2 separate regions of the Homo sapiens genome follow, and region 1 is linked to region 2. A link is an interaction called in ENCODE POLR2A ChIA-PET data of the cell type or tissue named here. Cell type or tissue: GM12878. All regions are shown on one strand.

Region 1 (8,000 bases), 310 kb after region 2:
ACCTTCAATAACAGTTGGCATGTTGAGATGGCATCCTTCCCAAAACAACATCTTAATGAGGTTCTATGCTTCAGGATCAGCTTTTCTGGTTTAAATATATTCAGACATATCCTACGTAACTGGAAGCAATGTGGCAGAAGTGGCAGGGGTCACATTGTGAGTTTTGCTGAGTTAGGCATGTAGGCCCCACAGTGTGAGGGACTCTTCGGAGCAGTCCTGAATATACAGTGATTCTGTGCCTGGGTGGGAGTGTGGTTGCATAGGGGAGGACAAAGAACATGATGAATTAACCTTACCCACGTTTGGGGAAGTTTGTACAGAATGTGAGATGGAAAAATTCTAGTTTCCATGTATTAATGCCTTCTTACCCATATGCTCATAGCTGGAGCCACTCCCCTATCCACCTGAGCTCCCACACATTCAAAAGCTGGTAGTTGAGGGATCTTTCACTGCATGTACGTTGGGTGTGTGTATGGGGGTTCAGTTAAAGGAGAAAGTGTCTAAAACCCCCACAATGCTGATTGCATTGATGAGAGCATTCAGACTTAGACTTTTAGGGACTTAATATATACAGGATTTTTTTTTAATCGTTAGCGGTATATTATTCTCTTTCTTTCTTTTTTTTTTTTTTTTTTTTGAGATAGAGTTTCTCTCTGTCACCCAGCCTGGAGTGCAGTGGTGGATCTTGGCTCACTGCAACCTCCGCCTCCCAGGTTCAAGCGATTCCTGCCTCAACCTCCCGAGTAGATGGGAATACAGGCACCCCCCACCACACCTGGCTAATTTTTGTATTTTTAGTAGAGATGGGGTTTCGCCATTTTGGCCAGGATGGTCTTCAACTCCTGACCTCAAGGGGCCCGCCCGCCTCCGCCTCCCAAAGTCCTGGGATTACAGGCATGAGCCACCGTGCCTGGCCGGTATATTGTTCTCTAAATGGAGCAAGGAATAAGCCCCTGGGGGGACTGAGCATTACCTCAGACCCAGCCATTTCTGTGTGCTGCCAGAGACCACACCCCTCCTCAGGCATAACCACAGAAGACTATTTCTTTTGGCTGGGTCTCTGACCTTGAAGGATCCAGCCTGCCAGCTGCCTTGAGACTTTGGGTGCTAGACATAATACTGGCAGAGTCCAAGAGTTATTTCTATTTCATATGTTTTATTTAGTATGGCTATATTAATTTTTTATTCATCAGAAGTTCTGCTGTTGAAATAAATGTAAAATGTTTTACAAAACCAAAACCACTGCCATCGAGTTTCATATATAGGTAGAAATATAAAAAACTCCAGAATAAGGTAGCACCCTCAAATGATGTCTCATTGCCTTTTTCTTGGAAACACACACAGCAAGTTGAAAATGTGGATTGATCTGCCATATCTGTTAAATTATTAGTTTTTCTTCTTCTAAATATGATGAGGCAGTTTTTCCTTGGAAAAACAGTTTGTGTTCAGCTTGGGAGGTTGATTTTCCACCATCAGTTTCTCCCTTTAATAATTGAAAACCACTGTTCGTTATTTACATAAAACTGTCTTTTTCTGGTCTGCTTTCTATAACCTTTCCCCTCTTAAGAATTTTAAGAATTCCCTGACTTTCCTCTGAGGGATTTTCTGCCTGCTTTATCCCAGATGTGGGACATTGACTAGGCTGAGGTTTTGGGGATTTTATTTTATTTTTTTTAGTGTTTCTACATTTGAAAGATGTTCTTTTAACCAGTGCACAAATCTGCCACTGAAAAAAGGGGCTTTGAAGAAAAATCAAGTAGTTAAGAAAATATGTGAACTTTGTTTACATTTCTCACTTACTGAATGACACCAAAATCCCATATGCCAAATGAAAAAGTAGACAGTAGTTTCAGATAATAAGGGGAAAATGCACCCGTGTTATTTCAGCCTTTTAATTCTGGGATTTTATTCTCTGAATGAAGGCATGTCAGTTTCTGGTCCCAGTGGCACTGTGTTTGGTCTTCACTACATGCTTGCTGATGTCAGCCCAGGAAATACACGGGCTTGGCAGATGTTTACATGGCCTTTGTCTTCTCTCTTTCCACCTTCTGCTCACATAAAGAGGATATTTAACCTTATTCATAATATTTTGTCTGCTTACAGATGTATTGATCCTAATCCCTGGTTCAGAAATGTTAGGAAAAGGAGATAAGTTACAGTGAAAGAGGCTGTAGTAAGAAATACAGGATTTTCTGGTTTTTTGTAATGTCTACTCAGATTCCCAGATGATTGTTCATTACCAGCTTTTGGTTATTGTGGTTTATGTATTAATGTCTAAAAAAATATACCATGTGATGTTTTTTGCATGATACTATGTGAGAAGAATACCAAGAATAATTTTTTCCTTACTTGAACAAATATTATACATTTTCCCTTAGTCCAAAATTCTGTTTTCCATAATGAATACAATTCTGATGTAGTATGTTTAACTCTATAAAATCAGAACTTTAGTAATTTTCTTCCTAATTAAATTTTTTTGTTGTATTTTTAAAAATCTAAATTCATAAGCTTTATTTTCACATATGGTTTCTACCTCTTATATGTTTCCACACCTGTGCCATGTTCCCTTGGCTGACAGACACTTTTTTTCCTTTTTATCTCACGTAGGATCTTTCGAAGATGGTTTGGCTGCCTTGGAGATTTGGAGATCTGATGCCACGATGAGGACTCACACACGGGGGGCTCCCAGTGTGTTTTTCATATATTTGCTTTGCTTTGTGTCAGCCTACATCACCGACGAGAACCCAGAAGTTATGATTCCCTTCACCAATGCCAACTACGACAGCCATCCCATGCTGTACTTCTCCAGGGCAGAAGTGGCGGAGCTGCAGCTCAGGGCTGCCAGCTCGCACGAGCACATTGCAGCCCGCCTCACGGAGGCTGTGCACACGATGCTGTCCAGCCCCTTGGAATACCTCCCTCCCTGGGATCCCAAGGACTACAGTGCCCGCTGGAATGAAATTTTTGGAAACAACTTGGGTGCCTTGGCAATGTTCTGTGTGCTGTATCCTGAGAACATTGAAGCCCGAGACATGGCCAAAGACTACATGGAGAGGATGGCAGCGCAGCCTAGTTGGTAGATTTTTGTCTTGTTCTTCTTACTGTGGTAACTCTGCATTAGAAAGAAACAAATCCATATGACATCTCAGTGGCCAGATCTTCATGTACCTCTTTGTGTATGTGTGTGGGGGGAGGTGTTATTTGTTATTTGTGTTGCCAGTCTTATGAATGGCCCTTAGTTTCAAAAGATGTAGTAACTTCCATGTTTAAAGTTAGAAGGAAAATATTTAGATGCAGCCTAATCTAAAGAAAAAATAATTTGCTGAATTGAGTAAAGAGTATCATCGTGATTGCTGAGAATTCTTTCTTCCATATTCAGCATGTATATATTACTATCATCTGGTGTTAGGTTTGATTGATCCCAAGTAGTTAAAACATTTTGCAGCAAGACATTTCAAGTAATTAAGACTTACTTGCATTTTATGATCGTAAGGAACTAAATGTGAATGGGATGGGACTGACTGGCAATTTATAAACACATCCCCTCCAATAACCAGCAGATTTCTGAGACCTGTAGGAAAACCAACATTATTGTGTAATTGTGTGAGGAATTCTAACTACATAATAATTTAGTTTCGAAGTTTAAGATTTGAGAACAAATTCCTGTCTTTTCGATTAGCTTAAATTTATTTGATTAATTTATAATTAATGCTTCATATGCTTCCAAACAGATATGGGATGAGTTGATTAAACAAGGGATTCTACAGATGTTTTTACTCATGCAATTTTTAAATACACATTTATGGTTCAATTGCAATAAAAGAATTTACAGATTGATGAAATTTTTTTAAAAAATTACATAAGCTGCCTCTTGTCATAGGGCTAGAGAGAGCTCATTTTAAATGCTTAGAAAAAAATCAGTGAATGCACCTAATGCTATGATGAATTACATCTTAACATATCACAGGGGTGAAGGATGGTGGTTTGCAAGCTTTCCGATAAATTTCTGGAATTTTGTAATGAAAAGTATTATGCAAGAGTTGGCATTAAATCCATATCAGAGCTGATATTTTAGGCCTGTTGCTAAGTACATGTAGTCATTTTGAAGTTTATAATATTGTAGGTTGAAAAGAATTTTTTATTTGATTTATTTCAAAGCTTAGCCATGTATGTAGTTGTTTCTGACTTTGACTGACATTAACTGATCTTATTCTATTCTTGACACCAAGAAAGAAAAGATGTATGAAAACTTATCTGATATTTGAATTACCAGATTACATTATCAAATGCTACAGTAACTCACTGATTGATTTGTTCAATTAGTTTAAAATAGCAACCATATTTACATTATTTAGAAAGAAACCTTTGTCATCTAGAAGGGTACTTTAAAGTCCTTTTTGTTTTAGATAAGTAGATTTTGGCAAATTAAGAAATTGATGTAAATGTTCCAGAGATAGAGCCTGTAGAGAACCGTGTATTTAATCTCACAAGAAAGTAATGGACTGTGAAATACCATTTTTGATGGAGATTGTTTAGCACAATACAGTAACATGAGAATTGTACAAGACTAGTACAGTTTTCTCATTATAATGTAAAATATTTGGGTATATAAATACCAATGAATGAATGCTGCCATTAGGATGAGACTCCTTCTATGAAAAGAGAAATAAATAACTTGAAAGAAATATTATAATTTTTACATAGTTTCCACAAGTCCAGATTTATTGATCACTGGAGGTGTATAGAAACTTACTAGGGGTCTAGTACTTTATTCATGGCAATATTGATAGAAATAGGTATAACTCTAGGCCATTATCTAGTAAACTAAAAGCCAATTTTTGACTTAATAGAGCTGAACAGTTGACTTCTTTCTCTTGACCTTCAAGGTAAAATCTTGAGAATTTACCTTTACATCTGGTTTCTAGTTGCAAAAGTGAACTTGGCTTAGAAAGTTGAGCTACTTGAACATTTTGTTTTGGCAGGTACTATTATTAAGTTGTGTTGTTTAATAACTTCACAGAAATTTTAACTTCTTAAAAACTACCACACCCAACCCTTAGACTTTTAAACTTTCATTTAGATTTGTGGTTGAACACAATTACAACACAATTATGTGCTGTAATAATTTAAAACAATGTTCAGTGATTTTACAGTTCAACTACCTCTGTTTCAATTGCTCCATTAAATCATATTCTCACTATGTACCAAGAAGTACACAATGAGTATTGTCATTGACTTAGGATATAATTCACCTATATTTGATTTCAGAAAAAACAAAAACAAAAAACTAGCTGTTACTTACAAAAGAGATCAATAATTGATATTATGAAAGTAAAAAAAAAAAAACTTTCTACAATAGCTTCATCAGGCTGAATGCATTTTCCATTTTCTTTGAAGAGCATTTTTACTCTTTTGAAAGCCAGTTACTAAGTTATGTTCATTCACTGATTCATTTGATCAACAAACGTTTATTGAGCATCTACTGTGTATCATGCACTGTGCTAGGGTGCTGGGGATTCAAAGTTGAAGAAATAGCCCAGTAATTTTATAATTTTTACCTATGGCAAAGGGTACAAACATTGGGTTCTTAAAGCCTAAGCTAAGGATATTTTCTCTGCTCAGAATTGAGTGTGTGGATCATTTCATAAGGAGTTTCCTTAGTTTTCATTCATGACTTAAACATTTGTATCATGCTGCACCCTAGTGTGGTAGAAAAGCACCAACTCTGGAGTCACACTGCCTTTGAATCCCAGCTCCCTCACTCTTCAGCTATGTTAATTTTCTTAATTAACTTTCCAGATTAATTTTCTTAATTTGCGTGAGCATTAGTGTCCTGATGTATAATGTGGCAGTAACAACCCTATCTACCTTATAGGGTTGCTAGGAAGATTAAGTGCAATAATCAATGTAAAGTACTTAGCACAGTTCTTGTCTCATAGTAAGCCCTCAGTAAATGAGAATAATGACAATAATGGTAATTATTGATGCTGTTCTTTTACCTACCTAGTAATTAGACCCTGTTTGGTTTATAATTTGGTATATGTAGGCTCCAAGGAAATAGTATCCATTTAGGATTTTACTAATCTTAATTGCTCTCAAAACTAGAACATCTGTTTAACTCATAAAATTTTCCCCTTGGCTTTTTCCATTAAAACGTTCATTGATGCTCCCCTGGGCCCTTTTTAAAATGTATACAAGAATCTAATGTTAACACCAATGAAGAAGGTTTAGTGGAAAGTAACAATGATGTGTCATTTGTCTGGTATTAAAAAGAAGTGCCTATGAGATATACATGCATACAAATTTATTAATGGGGTTCATTTCATTTGAATAGTAAATAAAGAGGTTAAAGTTCACCTCTATAGATTCACTTAAGAATTCTGAAGCAGAAACGTTAAAGGGAAAATATTCAATTGTACTCTGTCCATCTAATAGCCTACAAAGTAGAACGGGAATCTCATAGATTTATAATTATAATGGTGATTGAAAAATAACAGCATGCATTTTTATTGTGTGTGTCTCTGAGTATCCAGACGACTGGGCACCGCAGAATGATGAGACTAATCTATATGCTTTATCTACTTTTTCAGAGGTGCTCGCATCCTATCTCAGAAGCTCTCCCCCGTTTCTCTCCCTTTTGCTAAGGAACACACATTCTTCATTACAGTAAAAGTAACAGAGTAATTTGAGCTTGTGCTGAACTTAGTTTTAAAAGTAAAATTAAAAAGGTATTATTTTAATCCAATATATAATGGCAAAATATTCTTTATTAAAAATTACAATGGCAAAGATATCAGCAATAATAATTTTAATTTAATAAATTTTATTAAATTAATAAAATTTAATAATTTTAATTTAATAAAAAATATCAGCAATAAAGTTCTACTGTAACTTTTCCCCTAGAAGATTAAGGAAGCATAAAATATTGTGCTTCAAATTAGAAGTAGCTGAGAAAGAAAAGAGGGGGGAAAGACTGGAGACATTGACTGGACAAGGAATGTGACAGTTGCTAAAAGGCATCTAAAACGCACCATGAGTGGGCCACAGGTGGACACTGAGGGGTTTGGTTGGTTGGTTGGTTGGTTTTCGTAGCAAAGAAAGTAGGCTTAGTCAATATTGAAGTTTACAGTGACTATGGGATCAGTTACTCTGTAGAACTGACTACTCTCTTGGCCCAAGGATCAGAAGGAAGTTTCCCATAGGGCTTTTATGAAGAACCCTCGCAGCCTTCTCATCCTTGCAGTGTACGTATGATGAATTGCACAGTGTTATTTCTTTACACCAGACTGACCTGAGAGCGGGACCATGCCTGTTTTGCTCATATGTGTATCCCTCGATGGAGGATCTCCAAAGCAAAGTTTACTAAAACCTTGATCAGGGAGGGAGTGGGGGTGGTGAAAAGGATGGATATATGGGGTAGCCCAGGCTACTTTTTTCCTAATCTAGCTTAATCCTTTGGTAGAATTTTGCATGTGTAGAAAAATGAAATGACTGCCTGTCCACCAGGCAGCCTCCCTATACCTTATGAATCTTAGCCAAGCTCTTGGTAGATGGGTTGCTATGAGCTTAACATTACACTCCTCAGCAAATTCTTAGTGATTTTCCGGAGCTAAAAACAAACAAACAAAATGTACTCAAATAATTATTGGAAAACATTACAGATCCTGAATCACTTAAGAAAGGTGCAGTTAAGTTTACCATATTTCACTTAATAATATGGGAAGATGAATGCATTTAAAAGAGGTTTAGGATAGGATTGTAACTGAGATCACTTATTGTTCAAGCCCTGGTTGATAACATAGAATTATACAGCATCCATTTCCAAGCAGCAGGCTTTTCATGGCTCCTTGTCTTAATTTGTAAACCCTGAGGAACAGGTCTGGCCCAGTGGTCTTTGGATCTGTCCTTGCATCTTGGCTCTGCCATTGTGTTAGCCACATGTCCTTTGACAGGTTCCTTACACTCTGTAAACTTGGTTCTTCATCTGTAAAATATGGGTT
Region 2 (8,000 bases):
GAAGAACCAGCAAAGGAGACTGAGAAGGATCAGTCAATGAAGAAGGAGTAGGGTTCCTATAAGCCCAAAGGCGTTTACCAAGGAGGGAGAGATCAACTCTGTCAAATGACGGTCATGGATAAAATAAAATAAAATAATACTGAGGATTGACCATTGGGTTTAGCAAATAAATAACGTCAGTGACTCTACAGTTTTTGTGGAATATTGAAGGGCAAAGTTCACCTTCATGTGCTTAAGAGAGAATGGGAGCGAAAACAGATTGCAAACAGTGAGACAAACAACTATTTCAATCAGTTTTCATCAAAGGGGAGCAGAGAAGCAAGTTTGCATGGGAAAAAAAAAGCTTTGTTTTGTTTTAAGATGAGAAAATTAACAGCATGTTTGTATGATGGTGAGAATGATTTAGCGGAAATAAAAAATATCATCAGAGGAGGGGGGAAGCAGTATTTTTGAGAGGATGCATAAGTCTAGTGCCTAAGTGAAGGGTTAGCTTTACCTAAAAATGCAGATAATTTATAGCAATGATTCTCAAATTCTAATATACATTGGAATCATCTAGAGGTTTTATTAAAGTACAGATTGCTGGGCCCGACCTCCAGAGTTTCTGATTCAGTATTTCTCGAGTGGGACCCAAAAATTTGTTTCTAACAAGTTCCCAGGTACTACTGCTAGGAACCACAAGATAAGAACCACTGCCTATAGTAACAATCATAGTTTACTGCAAACTCAAACTACTGGGCTGGAGTGATCCTCCCACATCAGCCTCCTGAGTATGTGGGAGCCACCATGCCCAGCTAATTTTTTTTTTTTTTTGGATAGATGAGGCCTCATTATGTTGCCCAGGCTGGTCTCAAATTCCTAGACTCAAGTGATTGTCCCACCTTGGCCTCCCAAAGCACTGGGATTACAGGCATGAGCCACAGTGCTTAGCCCTAAGGAAGCTTTTTTGACTGCTTATATATTCACAGAAAAATAAAAGTTCGGTCAATATCTGAGAGTGAAGATGAGGGTGAAGGTGGTAGCAGTTTGATGAAAGGAAAAATATGAAATAATTGCTAGGATACCAGCAAAGCAAATGCACCAAGGCAATAAAATATGATTACCCACTAGCACTAACTACTCATCGAATGGTTATATATATTTTCTTTAGGCAGGATCAGTTGCTCAAGTGTGAATGCAGACAATAAAAAGAGTCAAACTTATACATCTGTTAACCAAAAGAAGATAACCAATGTGTATAAGTATTGCTACACAAGTAACCCCAAAACTCGGTGGTTTAAAATAGTATTTATTATTACTCAGGAGTCTAAGGTCAGTTGGTAGTCATATTGATCTGGACCAGGCTTGGATGATCATGGCTGGACTCATTCATGGTCTGCAGTCGGTTCACAGTTCAGCTGGGGACTGACTGTTTTCAGATGGCTTTGCTCACATGTCTGGCAGATCAGTGATTACAGGCTGTGATGACTGGGGTGACTGTAATAATCATCTCCTAGCAGTCTAGTTCAGCCTTATTCAAATAGCTGTAGCAGAATTCCCAAAATACTGTGGAATTCCTCATGGCCTCTTGTGACTCAGACTCAGAACAGGCAAGATGTCACTTTCCACTTGATGTTATTGGCCAAAACAGGTCACAAAGCTAGATCATATTTAAGATGGAGAGAAACAGATTCTTTGCCTTGATGAGAAGTGTTGCAAAGTTGTATTGTAAGGGGCATGGATACAGGGAAAGGAATAATTATGCCTAATTTTGATTGTGGTTTTTTCTAGGAATACAAAGAGGTGAGAGAGGAATATCAAATTAGGATATATCAATGAAGTGATTATAATGATTCTCTATGAATATTCATAGCTTTGCAAAAAGAAGTGATAAGATAATGGCAGTGAAGGACACAGTGAAAAGGAAGTGGGGTTCATTAGATTTTAGATACCAGTGGCCTCTAAGGATTGTTGGGGTAGGATACTTGAGAACATGAGTGGGAAAGATAGAAGGGGGCAGTTAAGAGAGTGGTATGCCTGCTTTGAAATTATGAAGGATGTGTGAAAGCGTGGCTGAGGTTGTGTGGGTGACAAGAACATCACAGAAGTTAAAGGAATTGAGAGCCTAGAGTATTAGAATCATTAAAAATTAAGAAATAAGTAGGATGGAAAAAATACAATGAAGTAGGAGCTAAAATTTTAAAGAAATGGGAAGTGTGGGGAGTTGAGGGATGACTAGGATAGGTTGGTACATACCGCATACATATCTGTATTTTGTGTGTTGGAATAGATCTTTAAGGACATTCACTCAACTGCTATCAGCAGTTACTTCTGGGAATAATAATGATGATAAATGTGTGAAGTAGTGAAAGGGGATTTTCATTTTAAATCTATTTGCTTCTCTTTTTTGTTGTTTCATAACACATATGTATTATGCATAAATGACTTAGTCTAAAGAAAAGGTTCAAGTAAGAAAGCAAAAGTGTTGAACTTCTTGTCACAAACATTGGAATTTGAATTATATTTGTAAAATGAGTGTGCATTTACCTATTTCCATGCTGTTACGATGAGTGAGGTAATTATCTACTGTTCTTAATACAATGTCTGGCATATTAGAAGGAGCTCAAGAATGTTTTCTATTTCTCTACCCACTGACAAATCCCCCCATCACCACATGCACCACATGCACAGGCCGTGTGTGTGTGGGTGTGTGTGTGTGTGTGTGCATGCCACAGAGAGAGAGGGAGAGATGGTACAGAGAAGGTTACATATGAACACGGAGATTCTGTAGCACTTTTGTATTCTCCTTGGAGTACTCTCAGATTTTGAGATGAAAAGGAAGAAAGAAAATGGACATGTTTTTGTTTATATAACAATTACCTGGCTAATTTCCAGAAGAGAATAGTAGTAACAATAAATTACACATACATTGACACTTCCATTGTAAGCTGTAAGCAGCATTTATTCAACCATTCTCATTACCGTTTGAATGTCCAAATGACTTTTTTTTTTTTTTGAGACAGAGTCTCACACTGTCGCCCAGGCTGGAGTGCAGTGGCATGATCTCTGCTCACTGTAAGCTCCGCCTCCCGAGTTCACGCCATTCTCCTGCCTCAGCCTCCCGAGTAGCTTGGACTACAGGTACCCACCACCATGCCCGGCTAATTGTTTGTATTTCCAAATGACATTTTAAAAATACAGCTTTAAAAACAAGTCGCAGGGGACAAAAAGTACTATTTTCCAACAGTCAAAAGTCACAATGAAGAGAATTTAGTAGGTAGTATTATCTCAATATAGATAAAAATCTATTAATAGGAACTAAGGGAACACTATGAATCTCATGATAAAATCCATAAACCTAAGTTCCTAAAATAAGTATTTTTCTATGTGATGTACTATTTAAAAAGTAAGTGCTGCTGGGTAAGCTCATTCTCAGTTTCCTAAAATGTTAGCTTAGGCTGTCTTTATGCTGTAATTATTTATATAGTCTGCCCATCAGTTCTTGGTGTGGGAAATGGTCTACCAAAGGTCAAATTAAAAGTAGTAGCTCATGCACTGATACTAGTATTTGACAGAACGAAAAATTAATGGTTGTCAGAACATTTCCTGAAATTGGCTCCAAGCAACTGAAATCTTTATTCTAAATCTGTGATTAATTGATTACTAAGGACATGGGATTCAGAGTTTCAGTGAAATATGGGTGCCTATGGCCTCTGAATAAAAGCTTCTTTGCAGCCATTGATAACTTCACAACTGAAAAGATGAAAATGAATAAATGGGAATTCATTCATTCATTCAATGGATATTATGTGCCAGGTTGTGTGCTAGGCACTGAGACACAAAAGTGAACAAGACGAAGTCCCCATCTGAAATAACTTAGAGCTGGAGGAGAAGACTGACATGAAAACAGGTTATAATACCACAAAAAGATGTAAAGATAACTTCAGGTTCCTGCAGCTAGACAAAATACTTGATGTCGTTTCTAAAGGTAATGTGGGAGATATCCTGCATGGGAATGGAAGTCAGGAAATCAAGGGAGAAAAAATATTTTGAGCAGAGCGCGCAGCATGAATGAAAGAAGCATTGCCAAAATAACGTCTCCTCTTTATTTTATACACATTGTTTTATTGTAGTTATCAGGTTATGTGCCATCTCTTTCTCTAAACCGCAGGGCCCTCTAGGCAAGGTACTTACTTTGTCTATATTTTTATGGTAGCTACCATAGTGCCTGGCACGCAGTATATTCTCAATAAACATTTGCTAAACTGAACTGAGAAGTAAGAAGCCAAGAGTTTACTAGCATTTAAAAAGAAAAAAATAGAAGTTTATTCAATAAAATATTTCAACCAATGTACCCAACACATACCAGGTTATATTTATGCTACAATATTGATCAGCCCTGCCCTCTGCACCCTAGAGTAACCCCAAAGCCTAAGCTGCCCCACCTAACTGGACCAGCTTTTTCTGTGTGTTCCAGCATGCTAAATAAACTTCACCATTTTCTATGTGAGTCATGACACGAACACGTTTGGAAAGCACTAAACTATTTATGGTAATTTCCACTGAGTTGTATTACTTTGCCTTGGGGCAGAGAATACAGAGTAGCCCACAGATGGAACAGAAAGAGAAGATACAGAAGGAACAGGGGGTTAGAGACAGACTGGCCAACAGATGGAGACACCATTCCCAGCCTAATTCTTATAGATTGGAATAAATTTTGTGGACTATACTGAAGTGAATGAGCTTTTACAAGAATGGCCACTGTAGCAGATGGCACTGGTACTCTGTTTCACATCCCCTTAGCCCACTTTTGATTTCAACCACAGCTCATACATGCTCATTTTCATGTAAGTACAGACTTACAGCACACTAGCAATGACCCACCTCAACAGAGCTCTGCAAGGTCTTTCTCCTTTGTGCCCAAGGGCCTTCTCTGAGGCCATAGGAGCCCAAGTACAAGCACGGCCTGAAAGTTGGTGAGTGGATAACCCTCAATCATGACAACAGGAGCCAGCGGGTAAACACTCAGCCTCTCCTCCTTCCAGTGGACAATTCCAGGAAGTATCCTCTGTGTTTCATGGGACATGCCAGCAGAATTGAACCACCGTTGCCTACAACAGTGATCTTGATGTTGCTTTTTGGTATTGTTACTGGCTTACTCTCTCTCCATTAATTTACTGTTTATTCCTGGGATCATCTCCTAACATACCACCTGCAGCCAAGTCCTTGTCACAGGCTCTGCTTTTAGGGCAACCCATCCATGAGAAAGATGCAGTAAAGTAACTTTTGAGAAATTATAAATTTTCTGCAAATAGTAATAAAAAAAACAGACATGAGAACTCAATACCTCAGTGCACAATGGTATAGGACAAGAACTATAAAACAAGCTAACCCTGGAAGAAGAGAAAGCCTGACCTAAGAGCATTCTCTTACCCCAAAAACATTTCCTCTGATTTCTTAAGGGCAAGGAAGTTGAAAACAAATGTCATAATCTCACCAAATAACATTTATATTTTGTTGCATATGTACACACATATAATTGTACACTACAGAGTATGTGATATGTACTATGTCATTTTCAGCTAAAATATTTAGCACCTTGCTAACATCCCTGGTTCAAGGTTTCTTCTTATGTATGGTCGTAGTTCAATTTCTCAAGTCTAGCTAATATTGCAGATGTGATTCTGGTGCTCAGAGCAAGCAAAGCCAGGGACAATGTCTGACAAATTCAATAATAATTTATGAATGAATGATTGATTGGTTTTTTAATATGATTAGCTCTCCTTGGATGCTTTCAGTCAGTTAAGTCATGAAAGTAAACACTTTCTGAGTTAACTGACTGAAAGGTGCCCAAGAGGTCTGAAGACAAAGAAGTTATGCACTTAAGACTGAGCCATGGGGAGCCCCACATTGACTGGATCACAGTTTATAAGGGATTCCTGAAATATGTTCATATTTGGCATACCCTTAAATAATCAAAAATTTAACTCACCTAGATATTTGAAAAATTGGAATCAATACATGAGGCAAAAGAGGAAAGGACAGACATGAGTGTAAGAACCATTTCAGTCTTCTTACATATTATTTATACTGCTATTACCATCAAAATGCTGACCACACTCCAAAACTATCTCACAAATTTCCCATAATCCCTCAGAGACACCAATCCCTAGATAAAAAGGCTTGGCTTAAATGCTTCCATTATATCTTTGTTTATAGATTTTGCTCATGCTGCATAACATTAAGATATTGACTGAGATATCTTTGCTTCAAATTTCCCCCCACTCAGAAAGCAGCAATAGTTTTCTCAGCCCAGCCCTAAAAGGAAGATCTTCTAGAGCAGAAAAGAGAGACAATTCTTAGTTTTGTTTCCCAAAATGAACTCTAGACTCTAATAGTAAATAAATAGTCTTGAATGCTGTATTAGTTTGCTAGGGCTGCCATAACAATATGCCACAGATTGGGTGGCTTGAATAACGGACATGTATTTCTTACAGTTCTGGAGGCTGGAAGTCCAAGATCAAGGTGTCAGCAGGCTTGGTTTCTTCTGAGGCCTGTTTTGTCTTGTAGACGGCTGCCTTCTCACTGTGGCTTCACATGACTTTTCTTTCTCACTGTGTCCTCACACACTCTTTGTTTGTGCATCTCTGCTGTATCTTTATGTGTCTAATTTTCTCTTCTTATAAGGACAACAGACAGATTGGATCTGGGCCCACCTTAAAGCCTCATGTTAACTTAATCACCTCTTCAAAGGCCCTATCACCAAGTATCATCACATTCTGAAATACTGAGGGTTAGAGCTTTAAAATATGACTTTTGGACGGACACATTTCCGCCTATAACAAACCCCAAGGCACATTTGACTTTACTTCTGAAGGAAAAAAAAAATACTAATTACAAAAATGTTTCCAAAAAGTTTGTTGCAAAAGGATATTGAGTCCCTGTCTCACAATGCCAGATTTAGCAAATAAAAATATAGAATATCAATTTAAATTTGAATTTCAGATAAATTTGAATTTCAGATAAACAAATAATTTTTTAGCATTAAGAAGTTCCACAAAATTTGGGGCATTCAAATTTAATTGGGCATTTTGTATTTTATCTGTGAATGTTAGTCTCAGATAAACAGGATGAAGAGCATGATAATGAGTCGTGTCATGGGTCCTACACTCTGTTCCACTGCAAGGTTAAATCCCTTGCACAGGAAACAACAGCACCCCCAACATGAGTTTGGGGGTCCCAAAGCAGAGAAAACTAGGTCCTGATTTGCATTTAGAATTCTGAGAGAAAACAGCTTTGCAGGGTGTAATGTGATGATACGGGACAGTGATTAGAATAGGAACAGTGGGTCACATCTAGAGACAGGGTCTGAGGTGGTGACCTCACCTTCCCCCATCATAGTACATACATCTTCTTTTTCTGTGGTTCCAAAACCAAAGGTTTCCTGTGATTGCAAGATAAATACAGAGGTTGGCTGAGTGTGGAGAGGCAGGCCTGAAATGGCCGCATGGTTTGAGTCAAAACTAAACATGTTTTAGACAACACTGTAACTGAAGTGTTTTAAAGTTTATACAGCAGTGGTGGTTACAGACAATGTGTCTAGAGGCAACCTAAAATCACCAGGGATGGTCTAGTCCAGGAAAAGCCATGCATATGGATGCCATTAACCAAGGATCAAAATTCTCTCCCCAGACCTCTCAATAGTATGTTAGCCCTTCTGCAATTTAGAAGCCCCACACCCCCAAAAGAACAGCCAAAGTCAAAGAGAGGTATTATAAAGTGACAGTCAAAGAGACATTAAGTTTAACCTGGAACTAGCTGAGCTTACCTTGAGTTTATCCATATTGTATTTCCATCTCAGCTGCTGGCAAATCAACATTCCCTATCATATATCATTAAAGTTGATTATTTGAACCTTAAAGCAAAACTTAACATTTAATTAAATTTCATTTCATTGCTCTACCATTTGAGATTTTTTTAAAATTGTAATCCTGCCACTTAATATCTATCCAAGAGGAATT

What was found. Peaks named below come from ENCODE experiments on the same cell type or tissue, not always from the same donor. Only the 100,000 strongest peaks of a DNase experiment are listed, where the experiment ranks them.
Region 1: POLR2A ChIA-PET joins it to region 2 with 7 read pairs; 1 of 35 experiments calls an interaction of 5 or more read pairs at or near these places.

What each region holds. Positions count from the first base shown.
Region 1 is chr6:116,396,591-116,404,590 of GRCh38, forward strand. It overlaps DSE (dermatan sulfate epimerase), which reads left to right. Exons shown (of 6, transcript NM_013352.4): 2 at 2,608-3,076. The coding sequence starts at 2,661. Among named protein-coding and RNA genes, the nearest start is that of DSE, 30 kb to the left of the region's middle. RefSeq lists enhancers at 2,361-2,861, 2,862-3,362. In GM12878, a CTCF peak has its summit at 5,713; no DNase peak of the experiment used is centred here; H3K4me3 peaks cover 226 bases; H3K27ac peaks cover 2,010 bases.
Region 2 is chr6:116,083,029-116,091,028 of GRCh38, forward strand. It overlaps a transcript of FRK not described here. Among named protein-coding and RNA genes, the nearest start is that of NT5DC1, 14 kb to the right of the region's middle. RefSeq lists enhancers at 4,459-4,638, 4,649-4,698, 5,756-5,925, 7,299-7,508. In GM12878, no CTCF peak of the experiment used is centred here; DNase peaks (open chromatin) are centred at 4,783 and 7,363; H3K4me3 peaks cover 764 bases; H3K27ac peaks cover 4,796 bases.